Regions from separate parts of the Mus musculus genome. Here region 1 is linked to region 2. The links are chromatin contacts, found by Hi-C or POLR2A ChIA-PET in ENCODE. All regions are on one chromosome and are shown on one strand. The core of a region is the stretch at or near the end of the contact, and the rest is flanking DNA. Distances in the headings are between cores, read along the strand shown. Region 1 holds the start of Ttc33 (tetratricopeptide repeat domain 33). Region 2 holds the start of Prkaa1 (protein kinase, AMP-activated, alpha 1 catalytic subunit).

Region 1 (4,955 bases), core at 131-2,630, 42 kb after region 2:
TTTTGGAGAGAAAGAAGTTAGTAGTCCTTTTGGTAATGTATGTGTGTGTGGGGGGGGTGGGGATGGGGATGGGGGTGGGAGGTGGGGAGGGGAGTATTACTAATGGTATCTCAGAATCCTACCATGTTTCTGTTTGGTTTCAGACCCAGGAACAAACAACTTAGGTGTATATTTTACATACCAAAGCAGACCTGGCCTCCTGGTTCTCCCAGCATCCCTCAGTCCCTAGTATAACTGGCCCCCAATCCTGAATTTTCAGCACAGGGCCTGGACTCCCTTCCCCCAGAGGATCTTTGCTATATAATCCATTTTGTTTTCTCCCTCCCCATCTCCCCTGCCCCCTTGTCTTAGCCTGAGGGCTCTCTTTCTCTTCCTCTTCTCTCCCTTTTCTGGCCTCCTTCCTTGGGGCCAGTGAACTCACCTGCCCGAGAGCAGCTTCTTAATAAACCTGCAGTTGTATATATTTTAATCTGGCTTGAATTGGCTCATTTTACCAGTGGAGAAATAACTTATCAGTTTACCTCAACAAATAACTAGCCAGTAAGACATGCGGTGGCGCGTTGAAAAAGCGTGGTCTCCATAAATCGATCTTGGCTTTGTGTAGCACAGCTATGTGGATAAACTTAAGGAGTTTTCAATTCCCTCAGTGTGCCCCATTGTTAACATCAGCCTGCTAATTTACTTGTAAGAAGTGACAGGTGCTACTTTCAGGCTCTGCTGTGGATTCTCACAGGAAGCTTGCAGTTCAGCCCAATCCTCCCTGATCGGCTCTTACTTAAGGTTTCTGTTGCTGGGATAAAACACCATGACCAAAGTCATCTCGGGGCGGAAAGGGGTTATATCAGCGTCTAGTTTCACATTATAGAAGGAAATCAAGGTAGAAACTCAAGCAGGGCAGTAATTGGTCCTTTTTAAGGCTTGTTCAGTTAGCTTCCCCTTGGGCCAGACCACCTGCCAAGGGTGTGGCACTGCCTGTAATGGGTTGGGTCCTCCCACATCAATCATTCATCAAGACAATGCCCGCATAGATTTCCCTACAGGCATTTTCTCAGTTAAGATTCCCTGTTTTATAGCTAAGTATATGTTTGTGTCAAGTTGACACAAACAAGCCAGCACCCTTTGCACTTATTTCAGCTCAGTCTCCGCCCCCCCCCCCCCCCCCCCCCTTCTGCATCTCACAGACCCTTCAGCGGCTAGGCCGGTCAGACTAGGCGGTAAGCCATTTATTTACCTGAGGACTGTGTGTATTGCAAAGCACAACCTCAAACACGGGAGTCCATTCCCGGCTGCAGTTAGAGGGCGCTTCGTCTGGTGTCTTTATTACAAATCCCATAGTCCCTAGGGCGCCGCAGTGACTTCTGGGATTAGTGGTCCTGCAGAAGGGCGCTGGCGGGTAAGAAAGTCTTCTTTTCTTCTGTCCGCCTTGCTGGACTTTAGAACGTCCCAGGATGATTTCATGCTTTTTTTTTAAAATAAAGAATCGGGAAGCACAGGCAGGCAAGGCAGATTAGAATCCCGGCAGAATAGTTTCCGTTTCCGGTGCCAAAGGGCACGTGGAATGTAAACACGGCACCACAGAGTGTTTTCAGGTAACTGGCTGCGGGTAGGCGGTAGACAGGGCTGAGGGTTGCTGCGTGCGGGAGGGAGGGCCGAGGGTGGCCCGGTGAGGTCCACAGAGCCCTGGGGCGTGCCTCCGACCTGGGCACGGGGCGCGGGGCGCGGTGGCAGGGTTCTGGGTGCCGGCCCGGCCGCCCGAGGAGCTGCTATGGCCGGAGCTCATTTTTATTGCAGCCGAGGCAGGGGCCAGTTTTGAATCCTGTGTTCTCCTCGGGTAGCATTTTAAGGGAATCCGTTTCTCTCGTTCTTCACCTGCGGATTCATCTCTCCTGTTCGGAGGGTGGTTGTTGTGATTCTCTACCTCCGGCCGGTGTTTTTCCATCTTGGGTGGCCGCATCCTCTCACGCAGTCAGTTCAGGAGGACGTTTTTAACTCTGTGGCAAGCACCCAGCTTATTTATGGCCCGGTAAAGGGTCAAGTCGAGCGGTTGCGGTGGAGAGCATCGTACATGTTTAGAATCTTAATGCCACTCATCGTTCTGTAGAGCACGTAGACTTTTAACTCCAGATGAGAGTTAGCACGAAACCTTTACAGTTGTGATTTACCCACTTGATCTGTTATCGGGTTGGAAAGAAGCTTGGTGCCTTATCCATCCAGGTACAGATCAAGCAAAGCTCCTTCTGTACGCGGTTTTTAGTGAGTACTAATTACAAGCACAGCCTAGAGGCACAAGAAGCTCATAGCGTAAGATGAAAACAGTTTAGTTGAGATGTAAGTGGCGTGTTATACAACTCCTCCTAATAGAGTCTATGACTCAGTAACCGTTATTGCTGTTCACAAAATCGTGCCATTATACCAATTGATGTTAGGACATTTTAATCACCGAGAAGGGGAGTCCCGAATCATTAATTGACTATTGTCTGTATTTTCTCCCCAGTAGCATTTCAGATCCCGGATCAGATCAGAGCATTACATTTTCCTTGGGGAAGATGTTCACACATGCCAGGAGTCTTCCCTCTTTTAAGCCTGGCCAGCTTCTATTCTCTAAAGCTCACTTTCATGCAGACACTAGTGTGCGTTTGTCTGACAGGTCATTGGATCACGCTTGATAGCACTTACCGGTATTGTAATTGAGTTCAGTCTCCTTGTCCACAGGCAGTTTGGGAGAAAATATAAACTTGGTATTATAAACTGGTAACACATTCCTGCTTTTTCACTTTAGTAGGCCCTTGATACCGCTTGCTGTTTCTTCATTATTAAGTCGTTTCTAATCTCCACAAGGACTTGTTAGATTTTTTTTTTCATCTTTCTCAGATGCATACATTTATTTATTTTTTTCCTTTATATTGAGTAGATGGCTATAACCTACTTTTCCTACTAATGTGAAATTTGGGAACATGAAATCCCTAGTTTTGTTTGGACTCTGCTCAGAAACTTTAGAAATGTGGAGGACAAGGACACAAGCTTCAGAGGGCAGCCGTGTGAGGCAGAGAGCTACCCTCTGAGACTTAACCCTTCCTTATGTGCCCTCAGCACTTAGCGCCCCCCCCCCCCCCCCTTAGCTTGGGAGGTGGGGATCTCAGTGGTTTGTTGACTTTCGTTTTCTCATTGTTCTCAGCTCATCCTTTCACCATGACTGGCAGATGTTTCCAGTGATTTAAAATGAACTTGCCTTCAGTAAGCAAAACAGGTTTTCTGTTTTTAATAGATCTGCTACACTGTCTGATGCCTCACGTTAGTCATGTAGAATGCAAGTCCCACATTCTCACTGCCTTTAGGGACATAAGTACAAGAGAGCTGCCACCTCTTCTTTCCTCTTCTTCCTCCTCCTCTTGTATCCTAGTATCCTTTGAAGGCATTCTGAGCATCCATTTTCCTAGACTGTCTTCACTCTATGCCTCTGGATTTGTGATCCATAGTAGCCATACTTTCATTTTACCTCCTTGTTTTCCCCTGGGATGATGGAGATATATATATATATATATATATATATATATATATATATATATATATACACCCCACACACATATATGTATAAATACATCCATATATACGTATACACACATATAAATGTATATATATGTTTACACACACACATACACACATATGTATATGTATATAGTAATTTTTCAGACAGAGGAAATACATTTCCTCGTGTTACGATGAGGCCAAGGAGGAAGCTTCCATAGCCCTCATTCTGTAGCACAATTTATACTCTATTTTGTACCCAGGATTTCCCAAAACTCACTGCTCTCTGGAGAGCACATGGTTCGCCTACATTAGCCTGTGATTGAGACTTTGTGATTGCTGTGATCTGTTACATTTTCTCTTGTTTAGTGACAGGCCTGTGACCTATAATTACTCAACTATGGTAGGACCTTGGGGTTGTCTGTGGGAGGGACTGATAGCCACCCTCACATGTTGCTGTTCTCTTCCTGGAACTTGTACTCAGCTGCAGCCATGTGCATCAGTGATGAACTTGGTGGTGCATGACACTGCTGTCTTCCCTACTTCCTCCTTCTCATAATGCCTGTTGTCGGATGATTTCAAAAAGACCTGAGCTCATTGCTTTCTCTTCAGGGTTACAGATTCCTTTAAGAACAGATAAAACCTTACATGCTCCTGAATGCACACAGCATCTAAGATATTATACCTAATTGTAGGGATTCTCATGTATCTTAAAGCCCAGCTGTGTAGTTCATGAATAACTGGGTTTCTTAGTCTTATTGCTAAGTACTACTGAAGACTTCCAGTGTCCGCCTTGTTCTATCGGCTACTCTTCCTTTTCCTTAACGTTCACCTATCACACTAGGCCCACAAAGCCATTTTATGGTTTTTTTTTTTTTTTTGACTTTCTTAATAGTTGTGTTGAGTCATTAAGTATTTAAACCTCCTACAACTCTCCTGTAGTCAGGGGCAGTGGCACACACTTGTAATTTTAGCATAGGGGAGACTGAGGTAGGAGGATAATGAGTCCACTCTGAGCTATAATTCTGAGTTTCAGGACAGCTGTCTGTATAAATAGTAGGTCTTGTTTCGAAAAGACAACAAAAACCACTCAAAGCATAAAAAACTTCTATTAAGGGAGGCTTTCAGGGTTTGTGAAAGGAAAGAGGCACAACGAGTTGTCCATGCTTGCCTCCCAGCTTCCTTAGTGACTTGAAGTGAGCTCTGTCATCCGCTCCATGCCACTTCTTACTGTTAGTGACTTTGAAGAATTCCTAGGTATTATATAGTTTCATAGCAAATACATTGCTGTTCTTAAAGGAAAAGGTTTTTTTGAAGTTCAATCCTACTATTATGAAGACAAGTAGAATCCAGGAGTGGCTTATTTGTACTGTTGGCTGTCTAGTCTGTATTGTGATTTAGTCTTTTATATGGTAGTCTTTCAGTGTTGT
Region 2 (5,082 bases), core at 653-3,152:
TGCTTTTCCCCTTTTAAAGCCTTTACTTAATGTATGCATGTGTGTACTGTAGGTAGGCCTGTGGAGATCAGAGTATAACTTCTGGGAGTTCACTTTCACCTTCGGCCATGGGGGTCCTGGGGTTCAAATTCAGGTCTTCAGGCTTGACAGTGTGTGCCTGTAACTGTCGAGTCATTTATCCCACTTTAGTTCATGTTAGTTTTGAGAATCTCAGGTAGTTCAAATCAGCCTTAGTGTCCCTAGGTGGAGAGGATGGCCTTGAACATGTGATCTCCCTAGCGATAATCCCCAGAGTGCTGGGATGGCAGGCATGAGTCATCATTCTCACTTTTATAGGCTACTGAGGATCTAACCCAGCACGCCAGGCCAGCACTCAACCAAACGAGCTACAGCCTGAGACCACTGATTTCTTGTAGATTAAAAGAAACAGTAGAACCTTCCTGGGCAAATGTGAAGTAACTTAAAATGCCAGATCAAGGGGTGGGAGAATTGAAAGGGTTTCCCCCTCCTTGAGAGAATCCAGAGCTATTTCTGCCTTATAGTAATCCTTGTAAAATAGAGAGTTGATTAACGAAGATTGCTCCCAGTTATTGTTCTTGGCGGAGAAGCAGGTGTTTCTCAACCCGTGGGTCACGACCCACTACGGGATCAACCCCCTTAGATCATCAGGAAACAATGATATTTACATTGCGATTCATAAAAGTAGCAAAAAAAAAAAAAAGCTATGAAATAGCATTGAAAATACCTTTATGATGGGAGACGGGTCACCACAACATGGGGAACTGTATTAAGGGTCATAGCATTAAGAAGGTTGAGAACTATTGCTCAAACCTTAAAGCAGCTTTCTTCCCCCTGAATACTTTTTCTTGGAACAAAAGCGTTTGATGTTACATTGCTTTGATGTCATAAGCCAGAATATGGGAAAACTAGGAGTGTTGGTAATTTTCATCCCAAAGAAAAATGACATTTTTCGTCTCCAAAAAAAAAAAAAAAAAAAAAAAAAAAACCACAAAAACAAAACTCCATCCTTTTTCTCCATCGACATTGATAGAGATTCAAATTGCAAAATCGAAGGATGACATATATATTTTTACCTATTGTTAGAACTGAGTAACAGATTCACTTCAAAATCCTGTTACAAATAAACACACTTCTTTGGTGACTGGATATGGCTCCATTTATACAAACAACACACTTTTTCAAGTGGACTGAAAATGTACATTTTATTGAAAATGTAAAAATATTAGTTTCTAAACACGATAAGTTCGGGATAACACCTCTTTCTGGAATTCACATAGCTCACACACATTCCACAGGGGAAATTTGACGGTAGCAAATTTCCTAGGAAGTCTCTCCAGGATGTGCGGTGTCCCATAGTAATTTACTGGCTCAGAGTTTTTTTTTGTTTAAAGCAGTGGTAAGTATTAAAAGTGCAAGTGAAAACACCCTTGGCTTCCAGATGACACCGAGATGAGATGAAAATCAAGATTTCAAGTCAGTGGTAGGGCGGTGTCCCCTGTCTTGTTTCAAAGCACGCCGCGCTATCCCCGGGCAACGTGTAAGCAAGCATCGTCCTCCTGGGAATTACGGGGGTGGGGTGCTGTACCGCACCCACAGACCCTCGGGTGGCCGCGGTCGGCTCCGCGGCGGGGGAAGCCCTCCCGCGCGCAGAAGCGCGGGCGCGCGCAGAGGGATGCGGGGCGCCGAGGCGAGTACCGGCGCCGCTCCCGCCGCCTAGCCCGCCAGGGGGAGCGAGTGCGCTCGGCGGCCGGCTGCGGGGACTGCGGGGCCTGCGCGGGCGGTGGCCGGCGACTGCGCCCCACCGCGGCGCACCCGCGTCCCCACCCCCTCGGCGCCCGCCCGCCCCCGGCGCGGCCCTGCCCGCCCCCTCCGCCCCCTCCCGCGGCGCCATGCGCAGACTCAGTTCCTGGAGAAAGATGGCGACGGCCGAGAAGCAGAAGCACGACGGGCGGGTGAAGATCGGCCACTACATCCTGGGGGACACGCTTGGTGTCGGCACCTTCGGGAAAGTGAAGGGTGAGGACGCCCGGGCCAGCGCGGACCCGGCGAACGGCGAGCGACTGCGCCTTTCGCACTCCGCATCCTCCCCCGCGCCCGCCTTCCGGGTGTCTGGGCTCCGTATCCCCGGTCCGGGCGGCGCTGGGAGCGGAGCCCGAGGCTGCCGCGGGCTGCAGAGCTGTGGGGTCCGCCGCGGTGGGGTGGGGGCGGTCGCCATGGCGACGGCGCGGCGCCGGAGGGGCGGGGATGGCTCTGGGTGCAACTTTCCCAGGCGAGGGAGTTGGGCACTGAGCGCGCGGGGGCGCCCGGCGCGGACGAGGGGGTCTCTTGTGGTCTTCTGATCCCCTGTGTGCCCTTGGCGCAGAGCCAGCCCATCGCGCCCTGGCGGTCCTCGGAGTTGTCGCTGCCTCGCTTTTAGGAGGTTGTGGACTAAAGTGCTTCTTCGGTTTCCTGAATCGAAATGTGTTCTTCCAAAAGCAAGGTAGCTGTGGAGATACCTTTCAGAAATAGTAATGCCCTTGTTAGGACTATTGATCTCCGTCAGGACTTTTGATGCATATGCCTGTGAACTGGCGCGGTGTTTCCTATGCGTGGTTTACAGTTGGATGCAGATGCTGCTTTTAAGTGATTCCGTTTTCGGAAGTTTTGCGGTTTCCGAGAGCTATACCTGGTAGGTAGGGCATATGTTAACTCCAGATGGTATTTATTAGCTTATAGGTATAGTTTCCGTTTATTCTCACAGTATATTTATATTTTAGTAATTCAGTGCACATCATTTGGACTTTTTGTTCGTTTTGGTAGAATCCCCTGTTACCGCCTTAGCAAAAGCACAAGCATTCTGTCTTCAACTAACTACTCTAGCCCACCACCTGTGACAAGGAAAATTCTGATTACAACCTTTGTGAGGTGGACTTTTTTCCCCTTTAAAATATTTAAGCCTGCTATTAAGTATTTAGAGGAAGGAAGTTTGGAGCTGATAAGAAATAATTCATACATTGGTTTTGGAGAAATAATAGACTATGGCCTGCATATATAGTAAGCTCCTTAGTAGATATTTGATTGAAGTGAAAAAGTTTGTCAAATTACACAGCAAGCTAACTGAGCTCCGTTCTCCCAGGAGGGCAGAAAGAGCCCTTCCTTCTCTTGCCCTTTCCCAGTCCTAAACGGAAAGTTGCTGTGTTACCCTCAGGGGAGCAAATGCCTAAACCTACCTAGGAAAATCAGCAAGCCAGACAGTGTGAAGGAGGAGTAGGTGTGGTCTAGGGCCTAGCACTGATCATGGTTCAGCCAGTGTTCGTGAACACTCTCAGGGTTTTGCTTTGTCTCTTTTTATGCATGCATGCATTTATTTATTTCGAGAGAGTGTTACAATGCTGTCCAGGCTGGCTTTGAACTTGTTATTCTTCGTGCTTCAGCTTCCTAAGTAGTTGGCATTAACAGGCAGCTAGCTCTTCCAGTGTTTTGTTTACCTTTAGCTAGGCATCCTTGTTTGCCATTAGAGGTGGTAAGAAGTGCTAATTAAGGCTCTGATGGAAGTGATAAGGCAGACTTGAACTCAGAAGGCTCCTTCCGAAGGCCCTGCTTGGAATGAATGTGGCATCCAGTCCGCCATTCCTTTGACACAGACCAGAGCGGATCAAGCAGACAAGAAAGGAAGAAGGGATTGTTTTCCCGGCCTGGGATTTGACCTGGGAAGTAGCAGTGCCTCGAACCTCCCTCCCAGTGACTCTGCTTTTCCTTAACCTTCACTTCTCCACCCACCCACACAGCCTTCTCTTGAAATCCTATACCATCAGTCATAAGCCTCCTCCAATACAGAGGGCCAGTGTGAGTCAGAGGATCCTAGGCTTCTCGGTTATAATTAAACTTGTCCTTGAACTTGTTAGTTGATGTGGGTCTAAATATTCAGCCAGTTCATTTTAAAACTGTTAAATGGTTGGGATGCTTTTTTTTTTTTGACATTAGTAATAATGTCAAATTAGTAACCACAGGATTTGCTATGATCCTCTCCTTACTAAGGAATGGCTGGACTGCCATATCCCATTTGGTTTATGCATCAGAGTGGGGATAGCATGACTGTCTTAGTTAGGGTTTTACTGCTGTGAACAAACACCATGACCAAGGCAACTCTTATAAGGACAACATTTAACTGGGTTAGCTTACAGGTCCATTGTCATCAAGGTGGGAGCATGGCAGCATCCAGACAGGCATGGTGCAGGAGGAGCTGAGAGTTCAACATCTTCATCTGAAGGCTGCTAACAGAAAACTCACTTCCAGGCAGCTAGGATGAATGTCTGAAGCCCATTCCCACAGTGACACACCTACTCCAACAGGACCACACTTTCTAATAGTGCCACTCCCTGGACCAAGCATATATAAACCATCATAATGACCATAGGAGGAATGTGACCCAGGTTTGGATATGTGTGGGAGGGGGGGGTGTCTTTTTTTTTGTTTTTTTTTTAACCTGGCTACAGTGCATATTTATGTGTGTGCTTGCCTTTGCTGCAGGGATACTATAAAGAATGAGTATTGTTAGGTAGGTGAGAAAGTGGGAGGCAGGAATGCACAGAGAGTGGGCCAAAATAACCACTGTGTCTGGTCATATTGGAAATTAACCCCAGGCTTAGTTTGACAAGAACTCTTTTTTTTTTTTTTAATTACTTTATTTTTATGTGCATTGGTATTTGCCTGCGTGTGTGCCTGTGTAAAGATGTTGGATTCCCCTGGGACCAGAGTCACAGACAGGTGTGAGCTGCCATTTGGGTGCTGGGAATTGTACCTGGGTCCTCTGGAAAAACAGCCAGTGCTCTTAACCTCTGAGCCACCTCTCCAGCCTCCATCTCTAAGAATTCTTAGAGATAATAGCATCATCCATAAATTCTTTGTTTCTATATATCTGTGTATGTATGTACATACCGATCTATATTTCTATGTATGTGTCTATCTATATCTATCTATCTATCTATCTATCTATCTATCTATCTATCCGTCGGTTTTTGAGAGAGATTTCTCTGGGGAGCCCTTCTATCCTGGAACTCACTCTGTAGATCAGACTGGACT

What was found. Hi-C counts contacts between places; a loop is a spot of excess contacts on that map. ChIA-PET counts read pairs that join two places held with the same protein, here RNA polymerase II (POLR2A).
Region 1: a map of heart shows a loop between it and region 2 (5-fold over the local background). The contact joins the promoter of Ttc33 here to the promoter of Prkaa1 in region 2. A Hi-C loop is called at or near these places in 10 of 37 maps with a recorded cell type or tissue (T-helper 17 cell, T-helper 2 cell, adrenal gland and 3 more). POLR2A ChIA-PET finds 5 or more read pairs at or near these places in 3 of 5 experiments (Patski and embryonic stem cell).

Annotation. Positions count from the first base shown.
Region 1 is chr15:5,184,180-5,189,134 of GRCm38, forward strand. Ttc33 (tetratricopeptide repeat domain 33) reads left to right here and starts at 1,381. Exons shown (of 5, transcript NM_026213.3): 1 at 1,381-1,589.
Region 2 is chr15:5,141,959-5,147,040 of GRCm38, forward strand. Prkaa1 (protein kinase, AMP-activated, alpha 1 catalytic subunit) reads left to right here and starts at 1,903. Exons shown (of 9, transcript NM_001013367.3): 1 at 1,903-2,037. The coding sequence starts at 1,911.